Regions from separate parts of the Homo sapiens genome. Here region 1 is linked to region 2. A link is a loop called in an ENCODE intact Hi-C map of the cell type or tissue named here. Cell type or tissue: heart left ventricle. All regions are shown on one strand. Each heading gives the region's core, and the rest is flanking DNA. Links, peaks and the distances in the headings are about the cores only.

Region 1 (8,335 bases), core at 184-8,183, 49 kb after region 2:
GACTAATGTCTTTCCAACTTTTGACTATGACCTACAATAAAAAATACATTTAAAATTCTTATTTGGGCCAGGCACAGTGGCTTATGTCGGTATTCCCAACACTTTGGGAGGCCTAGGTGGGTGGATCACTTGAGGTCAGGAGTTTGAGACCAGCCTGGTCAACATAGTGAAACCCTGCCTCTACTAAAAATATAAAAATTAGCCGGGCATGGTGGCGCACGCCTGTAATTCCAGCTGCTCGGAAGGCTGAGGCAGGAGAATTGCTTGAACCTGGGAGGCGGAGGTTGTAGTGAGCTGAGATCGCGCCATTGCGCTCCAGCCTGGGTGACAGAGTAAGACTCTGTGATCCTCCCAAAGTGTTGGGATTACAGGCGTGAGCCACCGCGCCTGGTCTATCTTTGCATTCTTGGCAGACGCACCTCAGAACCAGGCATGCAGAAGGTTTTACACACGTATTTGTAGCATTGAATTGGACATTTTTATTAATGTGGTATAAAGACTGCTTTTTGGAGACTTCTGAGGTGCCATTTCACACTAATTGCTCATACTGAATTTATAACAACTCTAGGTTTTATTTTATATGAACTGAAGTCAAGCTATATCCCCTCCATCCTGAACTTGTGTGATTGATATTAAACAGAAATGTAAAATTTTAGTTTCATTTAAAAAGTATTTTATATTTCCGTTAACATTAACACTGTATTTAGCTCATGAGTACAACCTGTCAAATCTTTTTGAAGCTTAAGTTTGTGATCCAAGATATTACTATATTTTCTTTGGACCTTTACGCAATTGATAAGCCTGTCTTCTATGTTTTTCCAAGTGGCTAATAAAAATGTTGGACAGGAGAGGAAGAAAATTTTATTGTCCTAGAGGGGAATTATGTCTAGTGTATAAACAAGTAGTGTCTGCAGTGTTGTGATTTGAATGCAGATTATCTGTATGAACATTTTATGATAGTGCCAGCCGTACCACCTTTGTGAACTTGATAATGTTTGGGGTTAGGATGGGCTCCTTAGCCTTAGTTCATGGCTATGGTGTTTTAACAAGGGGGAAAGATGCTGCTAAAAAGTCTGTATGGACTTACTAAAGCATGGGGAGTGAGAAAGAAATATCAGCATTGAAAAGATGTTAACTTCATTTTCATCTTCCTGTACAGGAGGAAGGGTGGCACTAAACTTTTCTCAGAGTTTTGTTTCTGACATTCTCTCCACATTTTTTCTCCCCTCCCCTCCCCGCTCTCCTCCCCCCCCCCCACCCACTCCCTCTCCCCTCTCCTCTTGGCTGGTCTTGAACTCCTGACCTCAAGTGATCTGCCTGCCTTGACCTCCCAAAGTGTTGGGATTACAGGCGTGAGCCACCATGCCGGGTCTCTCTCCACATTTTCTATACTCTAGATATGCTGGACAACTCACCCTTTTCCAGACAGGACTATAATGTTCTTACCTTTATTGCTTTACTCAGGGTGTTGTTATATCATTGGAATCCCATGATTCCCTTTCTCTGCTTGGGGAATGTTAACTGAAAAAGCTCAAATGTCATCTCTTTTTTATGCCTTTCCCTACTCTGCCTGATATAAATAAGCATTGCTGCTTCTACTGCAGTTGGTACCAACCTCTAGTATGTCATTTATCCTTCTAGATCATGCTTAATTTCATCTCTGCCTCAGGGACTGAGTTTCTTGAGGATAAGGAACTTTGTCTTCATGTTTGTATCATCAGGACCTAGTTCATGGTGAGTGACTGGTGAATGCTTAATTAAGATTCCAACCTAGTGAAGAATTTTATTTTGTTTTATTAATCCTGATGGTATTTTAAAAGGCAGGCTGTAAACCTAATAATATTTGATTGTTAGAAATTTGTGACATCATGAGTGTACTTTTTTTCCCTTGGCCTTTCTCTTTCTTGAGCCTGTTAGAGAGGCTTAGTGCCTGTGGCTAAGTTCAGATGACAGATTTTGAGTGGGAGCCTTAGGATTCCAGTATGAATCCCTCTCTCTCACCTACAGTTTCACAGTCATCACAACAGTGATCCACAAATCTTACAGCAGGTAACTGGGATGCAGTTTGAACTTATCCCGACAATACTTCTTTTGTTTGACATCTTTGGGGAATGCTGTGTTTTGGATGAGTGACTTTTCCAGGGAACTCAAGGTTAAACCTTTAAGAGCACCAAGAAGAGATTTTGTCTATTTCTGTTAGAATTTTTTCTAAAATATGACTTATCTAGTCTTTTCTATATTGTGAATTCAGTATCTTGAATACATTTGAGCTTTTTATTTTCCTATGTAACATTTCCTTCTGATTACATAACGTATATATCATTACAGAAATGTCAGTAAATACAAAAAAAATACAAAAAAGAACATAAAGGTGATGTCTTATTTTCATTACCCAGACAACCCCTTTCAACATATTGTCATATCTTTTTAGTTTTTTTTTTATTGTATATACATTTAAGTAGGCATTTAAAATAAATTTGGAACCATACTGCTTATATTGTCTTATAATCTACTTTTATTTTAAATCTATTATACTTTGAACATGTTCTAATATCTGGATTCTTCACTCTTTTAAGACTGCCGTTCTGTAATACAGATATACTATCCTTTACTTTCCTACTTTTGAGCAGTTGGTTGTTTGAAATTAGCTGTTGCCAGATTGTCCTCCAGGACAGTGAGGGTACTTGTTTTCTGCATTTTTGTTATAATAGGGCATTATTTCCTCCACAGACTTGCATTTTGAAAAATTTCAAAATTGATACATGCTTGAGAGCAATAAATCCTCTCTTTACAAAAGTAAAAGGTCCCCTACTACCAGTTCCACTTCTTGAGTATCAGTTGTTTAACTGAGTTTCTAGTGATTTGACATTATTAATACAAAAAAGTGATTATGACGGTTATGATGTTAATACAGGGATATTTGTTTCTTCCTCACTGACATCTATAGGAAAATTGCTAGTTCCAGTGAGTGTATGCTTCAGGATGAAGTTCTCATCAGATCTCCTTGTAGCTGGACTTGCCACACCATTATGGCATGTTAAGTCACCACTCTGACACAAAAACCCTGGAATAATTATATGAAAGCTGGAACCCTTATTATCAAATCCTTTTTCTCCAGTGGTTAGAGCATGGAAGTTTTCTGCTGTCTTTGGAACTTTGTCTGCAAACAGCTCAAAGGAGACGTGGCTCAAGGGCTGTCCATGGCCTAGAACATGGTGGGGTTGACGGTGGCTGGTGGCAGGGAGCTTTGGGGGGCAGTGGTGTCTCCAAAGCCTTGCCCATTTTCTAATTGAGTTGTTTGGTTTTTTGTTGTTTTGTAGGAGTTCTTTATATTTTTTGGATATTAATCCTTTATACAGCAGTCTCTAAGCTTTTCGACACCAGGGACTGGTTTTGTGGAAGGTAGTTTTTCCATGGACAGGATGAGGGGATGGTTTCAGGATGATTCAAGTGCATTACATTTATTGTGTACTTTATTTCTATTTTTATTACATTGTAATATATAATGAAATAATTATACAACTCACCATGATGTAGAATCAATGGGAGCCCTGAACTTGTTTTCCTGCAACTAGATGGTCCCATCTGGGGGTGACGGAAGGCAGTGACACCAGAAGTGTGTTGCTTATGTCCAGTCAATGCCTTAATCTCGCTTTGGTTGCCATCACTGCAGAAAACTCTGCTGCACAAAAATAGGATGTTGGAAATGGAAGCAGGCTTTTCAGTGCTTTTGTGGCAATCTCAGGATATTCCGCCTTGACTCTAATCCAGAATGTATGGAGATTTGAAGTTGTCCCAAACATACCATTAAGGCTGTTGTCATTTGTGATCTCAAGCAGTTGATCCTCTTCTAGCATGCACAAAGTCAATTCACCTGGTTTATTCACAGATTGGTCGTGGATCTATTCCTTCCCAGTTTGGGGGTCTTTTGTGGTTTGGAAGTAATGCTCAGACTCTTTTGAAAGCTGAGATACGTGATCATGCACCAGCTGGGAGAAAGAAGGCCCTGGCTCAGTCTCTTGTAAAATCTCTGCTCGCCAAGCATGGTGGCTCACACCTATAATCTCAGCACTTTCGGAGGCTGAGGCAGGTGGATCACCTGAGGTCAGGAGTTTGAGACTAGCCTGGCCATCATGGTGAAACCCCATCTCTACTAAAAATACAAAAATTAGCTGGGCGTGGTGGCACGCACCTATAATCCCAGCTACTGGGGAGGCTGAGGCAGGAGAATCGTTTGAACCTGGGAGGTGGAGGTTGCAGTGAGCCAAAATCACACCACTACACTCTAGCCTGGGCAACAGAGCAAGACTCCATCTCAAAAAAAAAAAAAAAAAAATGCCGGGCACAGTGGCTCACTCCTGTAATCCCAGCACTTTGGGAGGCCAAGGTGGGAGGATCACTTGAGGTTAGGAGTTTGAGACCAGCCTGGCCAACATGGTGAAACCCCATCGCTACTAAAAATACAGAAATTAGCTGGGCATGGTGGCAGATGCCTGTAATCCCAGCTACTCGGGAGGCTGAGGCTGAGGCAAGAGAATCACTTGAACCCGGGAGGTGGAGGTTGCAGTGGGCTGAGATCATGCCACTGCACTCCAGCCTGGGCAACAGGGTGAGAGTCCATCACAGAAAAAAAAAAAGAAAAAAAAATCTCTGCTAAATCCCAGTGTTGACTCATCGCCCTCATTATTCCAGTTTGGCTTCGAATGCAGCCACTTTATCTGGTGATTTGAACACAGTTGTTGTTCTCCCTTGAAGTGACAGATTGAGCAGGTTGAATATGTCACACAAGTAAGCAGTTTGTGACCCATTCTGCGTCACTGAAATGTGCTGCCAGTAGTGACTGACTGTTTTTCTAAAAGAAATCACTGGAGCTGCTTTCATAACTCAAAAACTCTGGCCAGTGATCTACCTTTAGAAAGTCATCTCACTTCTGTGTGTAAGAGAAGACATGTATGCTCTGCGTCCATTTCCTCACAGAGCTGTGCAAATAGAATGAGCTAAGGGCATGTACTTTAATGTGGTTGATAATTTTAATCACATCCTGTAAAATGTTGTTAAGTTCAGGCGACATTTTTTGTCATTTTTTGACACCGTGCATAGACTTACATTCTGAAGTGACCTCTTTGACCTGAGTAGTGAAATTAGAAAGCTGTCCAGTCATGGCAGCCATTCCATCTATGCATATACTGACACAAAATGACCAGTTTAGTTTTCCTGATATGTAATCATTCAAAGACTTGAATAGTTCTGCAGCTGTGGTGCTAGTTGGCAACAAAGGTGCACACAACATATCCTCATGTGCATCCTCCTGAAAATATATCGCACAAAAGCAAGCACTGTTGCCTTGTCAACATTGCTGGACTTGTCAACCTGGATTGCATACTACAGTGACTCAATCCTCTCTTACAATTGTACCTCAATATCTTCTGCTATTTTATTTATTTGTCTAATTATAGTACTAGCCGAAAGAGGAACATGTGCCACATTTTGAACTGCAGCCTCTCCTAAAAGTTCATGACAAATGTCCTCAGCAGCAGGCAGGATCAACTCTTCACCAATAGTAAAGGGCTTCTTAGTTTTAGCGATGTGGTTAGCCACTAAGAATGTGTCTCAAGTGCAGACACATTTGATGAAGTGGTGGCCTTCAATAATTGCTTCTGTTCTTAGTGTTTCATTTTTTTTCTTTTGAAAAACTCCAAAGGCTTGTCTTTTAATGCAGGGTGCTTGGTCTCCATGTGGTGAGACAGTTTTGAAGGTTTCATGGCTTTGTTGGATAACCGGTTGCCACATTTTATACAAAGCACTTGGAGAATGTGAATCATTTGTTGCAATGAACCCGTAATTTAAGTAGGACTCTTGGTATTTTCATTAATTAATTAATTATTTTGTGAGATGGAGTCTTGCTCTGTTGCCCAGGCTGGCGTGCAGTGGTGCAATCTCGGCTCGCTGCAACCTCTGCCTCCTGGGTTCAAGCGATTCTCCTGGCTCAGCCTCCTGAGTAGCTGGGATTATAGGCGCATGCCACCAAGCCTGACTAATTTTTGTATTTTTAGTAGAGACAGAGTTTCACCATGTTGGCTAGGCTGGTCTCAAACTCCTGACCTCAGGTGATCCCACCCACCTTGGCCTCTTAAAGTGCTGGGATTACAGGTATGAGCCACCATGCCTGGCCGGTATTTTCTTTTAAATGCAGCTTTCTTTATTGTTGGCATTCTTAGAATGTCTTAGAGTCTTCTGCTGTCTCATCATTGAGTCTTCCCCCCTTTTCAAAGAAGCTCTCCAGTGATGTTTGTTTTTTACTCATTTTGCCTAGAGCTAGCTTGTGGGCTTACCAAAACTGTGACTGAGACAAGTGCACCATGTGGGAAAGAGGCATGGACTGTAAATAAAATAATGCGTGGGCTATTCGAGGAGTAAATTAAGTGTCGGATTGTGACTTAAAGCCTGCCACCAGATACAGCTGTGTTAAGTACATTAACTCACTTGCCACTGTAAAGCGTGCCATCTGATGCAGCTTAATTGTCACTTGCCACTCACTGATAGGGTTTCAGATGAGTCTGCAAGCAATTGATTGTCAAACCTCTCTGCTAATGTTAATCTGTATTTGCAGCTGCTTCCCAGTACCAGCATCATTGCCTCAGCTTCACCTCGGATCATCAGTGTATTAGTCTGTACTCACGGTGCTAATAAAGACATACCTGAGACTGGATGATTTATAAAGGAAAGAGGTTTAATTGACTTATAGTTCAACATGCCTGGGGAGGCCTCAGGAAACTTACAATCATGGCAGAAGGGGAAGCAAACATGTCCTTCTTCACATGGCAACAGCAAGGAGAAGTGCCAAGCAAAAGGGGGAAAAGCCCCTTGTGAAACCATGAGATCTTGTGAGAACTCACCATCACATCTTCATGAGAATGGCAGCATGGGGGTAACCAGTCCCATGATTCAATTACCTCCCACCAGGTCCCTCCCACGACACATGGGGGATTATGGAAGATATAATTCAAGATACGATTTGGGTAGGGACACAGCCAAACCATATCAGCCAGGCATTAGATTCTCATAAGGAGCATGCAACCTAGATCCCTTGCATGCACAGTTCACAACAGGGTTCGTCTAATGCTGCTGCTGATCTGACAGGAGGCGGAGCTCAGGTGGTAATGTGAGCAGTGGGGAGTGGCTGTAAATACATATCGTTGAAGCTTTGCTTCTTTACCCACTGCTCACCTCCTGCTGTGTGGCCTGGTTCCTAACGGGGATAAAGCAGGGTTGGGGAGCCCTGCTTTATCAGATAGGTGACTTGGAAATATTTCTCCCATTCTGTGGTTGTCTTTTCACTCACTTGGTGGTGTCTCTAGATGTACAAAAATTTTAAATTTTGATGAAGTCCAATTTATCTGTTTTTTTTCTTTTGTTTGTACTTGTGGTGTCATGCTACGAAACTGTTGCCAAAGTCAGGATCATGAAGCTTTTCCCCTATGGTTGTTTATAATTTATTTTTATTGTGGCAAAACGTACGTAACATAAAATTTGCTATTTTTACCTTTTTTTTTTTTTTTGGAGACAAGGTCTTGCTCTCTCTCCCAGGCTGGAGTGCAGTGATGCAGTTATAGTTCACTGTAGTCTCAAACTCTTGGGCTCAAGTGATCCTCTGCCTCAGCCTCACCAGTAGCTAGTACTATAGGCATGTGCCACCATGCCTGGCTGATTTTTTAAATTTTTTGTATGGATGGGGTCTTGCCATGTTGCCTAGGCTGGTCTCAAACCCTTGGCCTCAAGAGACCCTTCTACCTTGGCCTCCCAGAAAGCTGGAGTTACAGGCATGAGCCATTGTGCCCTGCCCATTTTGAAGTATATAGTTCCATGGCATTAAGTATGTTCACATTGTTGTGTAACTGTCATCCACTGTCTATCTCTGGAATTTTTTCGTCATCCCATACTGAAATTCTACACCAGTTAAATGAAAACTCTTTATTCCCCCTCACCCCCAACCCCTGGCAACTACTGTTCTACATTCATTCATTCGTTCGTTCGTTCATTCATTCATTCATTCATTCATTCATTATTTTGAGACAGAATCTCGCTGTGTTGCCCAGGCTGGAGTGCAGTGGTGTGATCTCGGCTCACTGCAACCTCTGCCTCCTGGGTTCAAGTGATTCTCCTGCCTCAGCCTCCCGAGTAGCTGGGACTACAGGCAGGCACCACCATGCCTGGCTAATTTTTGTATTCTTAGTAGAGATGGGGTTTCACTATGTTCGCCAAGCTGGTCTCAAACTCCTGACTTCGTGATCCACCCACCTCGGCTTCCCAAAGTGCTGGGATTACATGTATGAGC
Region 2 (8,335 bases), core at 189-8,188:
AATGGTGCTGTTGTTTTCCCAGCTATGGAACTCAAGAATTCCTCCACCCACAAGTAAACCCTGTCCTTGGGTGGAAAGGGATATAGTGGTGATAGTGAGGGGCCTGGCCTGTTTTGAGGCCCCCACATTCCACCTGGTGATGCTAGAGGGGCACGGGCCCTTCTGCTCTCAAATTTTGCTGGGGCTCACTAGCTGGTGAAGTCAGTAGGGGTCTTGGCCTTCTGGCTGCTGGCTCTGGGGGCAAGAGAGAGAATTTGGCAAAGGAGGATGAGGGGAGAAGGGAAAGTGAAAACCAGTATATCAGAGCCTGAGGCCTGTGGTCACTCGCTAAAGGAAACATCATCTCAAATTCAATGCTTGTTGAGCTTCAGTGGGGACCCACACCTCAGGTGCATGGCCAGGAATCCCCTTCCTCAGGAAGAAGCCCAGTTTCCACCTCACAGGGGTGTGTGTATGTGTACGTCTGTGTGTGTGTGTGAATGTGTGTCTGTGTGTACCTATTGGGCACTAGCTGGAGCTGTGGAGCTGCCCAAGTGCCATCACAGACCCTCCAGTTCTGGTGGACCCCTGGGGAGCTCAGGGAACATAGGAGAGGAATGAGGCAAGGGTGGGGGCCCGTTGGGTTGTCAGAAATCCCCTCCTATCTTCTTCTTCTTTTTTTTTTTTTCTGAGGCAAAGTCTTATTTTCTTGCCCAGGCTGGAGTGCAATGATGCGATCTCGGCTCACTGCAACCTCCACTTCCCGGGTTCAAGCCATTCTCCTGCCTCAGCCTTCCAAGTAGCTGGGATTACAGGTGCGTACCACCACACCCAGCTAATTTTTTTGTATTTTTAGTAGAGATGGGGTTTCACCATGTTGGCCAGGTTGGTCTCAAACTCCTGACCTCAGGTGATCCTCCCGCCTCGGTCTCCCAAAATGTTAGGATTACAGGCGTAAGCCACCGTGCTTAGCCCCTTCCTATCTTCTTGTCTTCCCAGCTGTGACTGGGAACCATGACATCATTGCCCATTTCAGGTAGCCCCCAGTGGGCTCAGGCATGTGGATATGGAGGCCATGGGGACCCAGAGGCTGCTCCATGGGGGCAATGATGTGGGAGTGGTACTATGGTAGGTACTTTGCAAGGAACGCCTGTCTAGAAGTCTGCCTTGTTACCCACTTATCTCCCCCACCCTATATAGCCCAAGCCCTACAGCTTAACTTTGGGGAAACAGAGGCCCAGAGAGGAAAAGGGACTGGCCTAAGGTCATACTGAGAATAGGCATAGAACCTGGGCCTCCTGTGTCCTGGCCCTGTGCTCATTCTCATGCCTGGGAAGATGGAGCTCTTACTTTGGGACATCTTTTGTGAAGAATAGTGTGGAGTCATGTACCTATGTGAAGGAGGCCAACTTGCAGAAATGCCTTGTGGAATGGAGCAGTCATGATGGGCTCCCTGGAAGAGGAGGTAAAGCCTGGTTCAACAGAGAGGGTAGGTGAGGTACAGGCTGCCCTTGGGCAGCAGGGAGAAAGTTTGCCAGGTTGTCATGTCTCCCATTTGTTGAGCCTCACTGGGGCCTCCTCAATTTAATCTTTTTTTTTTTTTTTTTTTTTTTTTTTTTGAGATGGAGTTTCATTCTGTCATCTAGGCTGTAGTGCAGTGGCACGATCTCAGCTCACTGCAACCTCCGCCTCCTGGGTTCAAGTGATTCTTCTGCCTCAGCCTCCTGAGTAGCTGGGGTTACAGACGCACACCACCACACTAACTAATTTTTGTATTTTTAGTAGAGATGGGGTTTCACCATGTTTGTCAGGCTGGTCTCAAACTCCTGATCTCGTGATACACCTGCCTCAGCCTCCCAAAATGCTGGGATTACAGGCGTCAGCCACCACGCCTGGCCAATTTAATCTTATCTTGTCCTCATGATAGGTTGTGAGAGGTTTTCCCCCTCATCCTTACTCTATAGATTTATTAAATCTACAAATATTGATAGGCACAGTGGCTCATGCCTACAATCTCAGTGCTTCAGAAGCCAAGGCAGGAGGATCACTTGAGCCTAGGATTTCGAGACCAGCCTGGGCAACATGATAAAACCCCGTCTCTACCAAAAAAAAAAAAAAAAAAAAAAAAAACCAAAAAAAAAAAAAATTAGCCAGGTGTGGTGGCATGCACCTGTGGTCCCAGCTACTTGGGAGGCTGAGGTGGGAGAATCATTGAGCCCAGGAGATCAAGGCTGCAGTGAGCTGTGACTGTGTCACTGCACTCCAGCCTGGGTGACAGAGCAAGATTCTGTCTCAAAAAAAAAATCTACAACTATTACCTGAGTTAGTGCTCTGTGTCAGGCCCCGTATCCCAGTACTGGGACCTAGAGGTGGCCAGGCAGACTGGCCCTGCCCTGTGGGCCCACAGTCTGATGAGGGAGGCTGCTGGTGTTGGCCTGGCTGGGGGATCAGCCATGTGATTTGGGGCCAGTTACTTCCCCTCTCTGTGCCTCAATTTCTCATCCAAAAAGTGGTGATAATGAAGTCCTTTCCTCCTAATGTTTATAAAGTACTCCAAACAGAGCCAGGCACATTGAAAGTACAATATCTGTATGTGTGTTTTTGCTTAAAGAGTTATCAAAGGAACAAGCTAATTGTATGTTGTGAGCAAGTGCTGCACAGGAAGTGAAAAGGGCGATGACGTGAGAGCTTTCTGGGGAGCTAGGAATGTTTTCTGTCTTGATGGAAGTTTGGGTCCCAAGGGTGTGTGCAATCATCAAAACTCATTGAATTGGACCCTTGAGACCTGGGCATTTTACTATATGTCAATTATACCTCAATAAACAAAGCATATATTGAAAGAAAGAAAAACAAAGGATGAAGAGGGAGGGCTTCTGAGAGGAGATGACATTGAGGTGGACCACATTGAGGGGAGGCCTGGAGGAGAAGGCTCTGGCTATGGGGAAGGAAGATGAGAAAACTGAGGCTCTAGGAGGTTTTGGGCTCAGGGTCAACTCAAGGGGTCAGGAGAGACAGCTCAGGGGATTTCTTGGCAGCTGGACCTGGGCCCAGGCTGAGGGCTCTGGCTCCTGTGATGTACTCTGCAGAGAGGCCAGTGGGGCGTTTATTATATTTTCCGGGGACGGCCCTCTCCCCTGTCCCTATGCCTATTTTCAGGGCTTTGGCGTTTGTAGAGGGACTATTTTAATCCATGTGGGAAATGGGTTCCTAAATATGGACTCAGTGGGGCAGAAGCCTTGAGAGGCTCCAGCTCAGGGCAGCTCCACCTGCTCCTCTACCTCAGCAAAGCACAGGATGCAGGCCCAGGCTGGAAGGCTCTCCAGCCCCTCCTTGGCCATCTACCGCCCTCCTTCTTTCCCTCTGGCTCCTCCTATCTCCCTCCAGTCCTGGGCCCATCCTCCCATCCTTTGTTTGCTCGGAAGCCCAGTGTTTCCTGCCAGGCCCCAGCCAGGGACCCCCAAGTGAACTTGACCTGCCTCTGCCCTCAAGCTGCTCCCAGGGTGGTAGGAGGAACAGAAGCAAAACCAGTAAGAAAGGTGCTGGGAGGGGCCGGGCGTGGTGGCTCACACCTGTAATCCCAGCACTTTGGGTGGGTGGATCACGAGGTCAGGAGATCGAGACCATCTTGGCTAACACGGTGAAACCCCATCTCCACTAAAAATGCAAAAAATAGCTGGGCGTGGTGGCGGGCACCTGTAGTCCCAGCTACTCGGGAGGCTGAGGCAGAATGACGTGAACCCGGGAGGCGGAGCTTGCAGTGAGCCGAGATCGTGCCACTGCACTCCAGCCTGGGTGACAGAGCAAGACTCTGTCTCAAAAAAAAAAAAAAGAAAAGAAAAAGAAAAAAAGGTGCTGGGAGGACTTTCCAGAGAGAGAAAGAGAGAGAGAGAGAGAGAGAGAGAGAGAGATGGAGACAGAGAGAGAGAGAGATTGATCGATCTGAATTGAGCCCTGAAGTTTCCCCAAAAAGAGGGAGTTGACCCAACAGAGAGGATGAGGCAAGAATGCACATGACAGGGACCAGCACAGACCTAGACACAGAGGCCTGGGGGAGTAAGGCCTGTTTGGGAACAACATATATATTTTTCTGGCCAGAACAAAGTGGTTTTGGCCCAGAGGTGGCAGGAAGTGAGGTGGGAAAGGAAGGCAAGCCCTGCGTGCTGGGGGAGGACATTTATCTGGAAGATGTGAGGAAGTGTCTGTGGCCACAGGTGGATTAGAGTCATAAGGGGAGAGGCAGGGCTGAGGACCCTAATGAAAGCATTCCAGCTGTGAGCTTGGACTTTTAAGAGAGAAGAGGAGGACTCTGATGTGGGAGTGAGATGCCACAAGGCAGGCAGTGAGGAGGGAGTGTGGGAGCCAGCCTGGGAGGCCTGACAGGAGATGGTCAGGTCAGACTGGGGAGGAGAGAACCAGGCAGGGGGAGGGGGAGGAGGCAAAGAAGGAACCCGGTGCAGGGAGGGAGGATGGTACCTCTTGGCTCCTGTGGCTGAGGATTGGGGTACCCCTAGCTAGGGCCGCCACAGGACATGGTGGAGGCAAGTGGGGGGCACTGAGCTTTCTGGTCCCAGTGCTGAGAAAGAAGCTGGTGATTGGGAATTGTGCGGGCACTAACCTGAGGGGTGTTCTGGAAGGCAAGGGCAGCATGAGCAAGGATCCATGGTGTCCAGGCAGGAGTGTCTGCCCACAGCAGCCTTGACGCACACCCCCAGCCTGCTCTGGGTAATGGAGCAGGGGCACAGAGCTGCTAGAGGGCTTGTCCAGCCCCTGGCTCTCTGTATTCCTTGCACTGCCTGTATTCCCAGGCTAGGGTTGAGGGGAGCAGCTCCAGAAAAGGAGGGACAGCCAAGGGGCAGCAGGCTCGAGAAACCACTGCCTGCCTCTCCCCTCTCTGGGACACTGCCCTGACCCAGTTTGTCTTTACCTAGAGAGCGTGCATGGTCACAGAGCCTGCCCCTAACAGTGCCCTGTGTAAAGTGGCCTGGCTCTCCCCATCCTGCAGAGGAGGAAATTAAGGCTGGGGCAGCCCAGGGTCCTATGGCTGCTGAGCAGTGCTGATCCGAGCCCCGGTCTTGAGCATCAGCCCTGGTCCCCAGCCCTCCTCCATTAGGAAACACAGTGTCACAGATGGTCCTTGAGTGAGCAACCCTTTTTGGGGGTGGCTTGTCCCTGCTGTCCCCATTCTGGGCCATCTCCTCATGCATGCTGACTTCTTCTTCTCCCCCTACAGCAGGGCCACTGTGAGGCCTTGTTCATTTCTGGTGCTGGTTGGCAGCCACAGTCCAGGGCTGAGTTAACCCGAGCAAGGATCCTGATGCCCGCCCACTGGATGCTTGCCTTGGCTGGGATGCACCCTGTGGGGATGACTCTGCTATTATACCATTTTACAGAGTTGTGGGCTGCAGCTTGGAGCTGTGAATGTATGCCTGAGGTCACACCGAGTCATTGGAGGAATTCAATCCCAAACCCACATCTCACTCCACTCAGCTGTCATCTCCCTCAACTAGGGTCCTCCCTTCCCCCAGTCTCTACCTCTGGGTCCTTACCGGTGATCTGTAAGCATGGAATGAGGGTGGAGGCTGGGCAGCTAGGTCACCTTGAGATGGCCCCACCTCTCTCACAGTGCGATGACATTGTCGCCCTGGTACTGCATAGCAGCTCCCAGGAAGGCTATAAAGTTACCTTGGGAGCTGGGTACTGACTGGGTGGTCATGACCAAGCAACTCATTTTAGAAGCACTTTTCTTGGTAGTGAGAGTTTTGTTCTCATGCCCACTCCTGGAGAATCTGAAGTCTTAATTACTTTTACCCCTACAGGAGTGTGGCCTTGTCTCCCTCCACTCTGGGCCAGTTTCTTTGTGGGAGATAGATTGACAGACACAGGCCTCAACCTCTCCTGCAGGAAGTCTTCCTTCTCACTCCAGCACTCTCCTGATCATGCTGAGTCCTGTAGGGCAGATTTGCGTGTTAGTGCACCCTCTCCCCTCCCCAGCCTTTCCCCAGCACCTTCTGCTTCTACACTTACATTTCTCATAGATGCCCAGGGTGAGAATCACAAGGGAGGCACCAAGGGCCTACTATGTACCAGGTGCTATCCTGTACAATTTACATGTACAATTTCCAACCCTAGCCTAGGAAATGGAACAGCTGTGTCATCCTTATGGTAAAAATGAGGCTCAAGGGATGTGTGGCCCCTGGCTTGGGGTCCCATGGCTGCTGTGTGATTAGAGTGGGGTTATAAAACCCACTCAATTTCCATCTGAGAAGGGAAGCAAGGGCTTCTTTGGCCTCTGAGCCCCTCGAAGCAGTCAGCCACCTCCTACGGACTCCTTGAACTACCTGCCAAGCTGCTTGAGCCCAGGACTGACCCTCAAGTCCAGAGGCTCACTGGACCACAAGTCAGAGAAACCTAGATTCAAATTCTCATTCTGCTCCTTATAAGCTGTGTGACCTGGGGCAGGTCACAGGCCTCAGAGCTTATATGTTTTTGTCTGCAAAATGATGGTAGAGGGCTCTGAGCCTGACACTTTCTATGTGCACCCACCTACAGCTCCTGTATGACAGCCCCAAGGCCCGGCAGGAGGTAGACCATCACTGGCAGGCTTCTGGCGGCCCCCATATTGTCTGCATCCTGGATGTGTATGAGAACATGCACCATGGCAAGCGCTGTCTCCTCATCATCATGGAATGGTATGCTGGCCTGCCCTGTCTCCACACCCCCTCGGCATCCCTGTGGCCCTCAGGCTCCCTGCCACGCTTCTAGGGGCTTTCTTTGTTTTTCAGGTAGCAGATCTGGGTGCCACTGTAGCCCCTGAGGGGCAATGGAGCAGGCAGCCGCAGGCCCTGCCTGTGGATCTATGGAGTTGGCCATAAGGACATTCCCTCAAGGGTGGGCAAGAAACCACAGGGGTTAATATGGCCTCCCTGAGTGTGATTTCTACTCTGTGAGGAGGACTGGAAGAGCTGTCAGAGAAGGCTCCCAATCCCTGAATATGGATGGATGGGGGATTTGGGGAAGAACAGGACCCACGCAGTTCCCTCAGCTTTCTCTCCTTTTGACCTGGGTATGTGCTCCCATGGTCCCACCAGGAACTGGGTGCTTGGGGCCTAGAACCAGGAGCCAGTGGCCTTTTCCACCCTGGGCTTCTTCCTGTAACACCATGGCTCAGCACCAGCCATCCTTGGACCGGTTAGCCAGTTCTTCAGATTTGGGGTTCAGATCCTGCCTCTGCTACCCACTAGCTATGTGACCGTGGGCAGCTCTTAACCTCTCTGAATCTCTGTAACTCAGATGTAAGATGTGGGAAAGATCTTAATGTAGCATTTACCCTGTGCTTGACTCCATTCTAAGTGGCCCATGTGTATTGCATATTCAATCTGCATGACTATGGGGTTGGTGCTGTCATCCCTATTATACAAAAGAGATAGCTGAGGCACAGAGAGGTGAAAGAACCAGCCCAGGATCACACAACAGCGCTCATGAAACGTGGATCCCAGGGCATGGCACACAGTAGGTGCCCAGAGAACAGTGGTCATATGATGATAATTAACATCTCATCCCACATTTGGGGAAACAGAGACTTGAATGGGGTTGGGAGTACCCAAGCCCTCACAGTCAGGTAGGGGCCGTGCCACTGGGAACACACAGGCTTCTTGGCAGGGATCAGAGCCCACCACCCTCTTCTAGTTCCAAGAGTTCAGTTCAACCCACCTAAGCTGACAACCCACCATGCACCAGGTTCTACAAGGGACAGGGAGGCTGACAGTGGCTGTTCAGTAGGGGAGGAGCGGAGCAGCAGGGTCTGAAGCCTGGGCCTATGATTTGGGGCAGGGGCAAGGGTAGGATGATGTGCAGTTTCCCCCTCTCTGCTTATAGTCACCTCTTTTACAGCATGGAAGGTGGTGAGTTGTTCAGCAGGATTCAGGAGCGTGGCGACCAGGCTTTCACTGAGAGAGGTATGTGCATGTAGCTGGACCAGCAGGAGGATTCAGGGTGAGAGGTATGGACCAGAGCGTTGTGTGTGATGCTAGGCAAGACCCTGTTCCTCTCAGTCTTCCCATCTGAATAAGAAAGGGTGAGACTCAGTGTCCATCCCCACAAGGGACTCTCTGAGTCTGAGACACTTTGTCGAACTTGGACTCTCTATGGCTTTGGGATGGAGGCCTCAAAGCCTCTTGATGCTGTCTCGCAGTTGAGCTGGGGAGAGGTAGCTCAGGACTGAGGAAAGAAGTTTAGATGGGTTGGGGGTATCCTCGGAGGAAACTGGGGTGTCTGGGGTGGCGTAGACATCCCGGGATAGAGAACCTGGATAGCAGGAGTGCTGTCACTGTCTTCTTGTCTTGTGCTGGCCTGTTAG

The links. A loop is a pair of places that touch in the nucleus more often than their neighbours do. Peaks named below come from ENCODE experiments on the same cell type or tissue, not always from the same donor. Only the 100,000 strongest peaks of a DNase experiment are listed, where the experiment ranks them.
Region 1: a loop joins it to region 2, with 8 times the contacts of the local background. A loop is called at or near these places in 5 of 110 quality-filtered maps.

What each region holds. Positions count from the first base shown.
Region 1 is chr3:50,682,592-50,690,926 of GRCh38, forward strand. The region is part of intron 1 of DOCK3 (dedicator of cytokinesis 3); the gene reads left to right. It also overlaps the pseudogene PPIAP69. Among named protein-coding and RNA genes, the nearest start is that of MIR4787, 12 kb to the left of the region's middle. In heart left ventricle, for the core only: no CTCF peak of the experiment used is centred there; no DNase peak of the experiment used is centred there; H3K27ac peaks cover 769 bases.
Region 2 is chr3:50,633,838-50,642,172 of GRCh38, forward strand. MAPKAPK3 (MAPK activated protein kinase 3) reads left to right here. Exons shown (of 11, transcript NM_001243925.2): 3 at 6,529-6,668; 4 at 7,870-7,934. Among named protein-coding and RNA genes, the nearest start is that of MAPKAPK3, 21 kb to the left of the region's middle. In heart left ventricle, for the core only: no CTCF peak of the experiment used is centred there; no DNase peak of the experiment used is centred there; H3K27ac peaks cover 3,583 bases.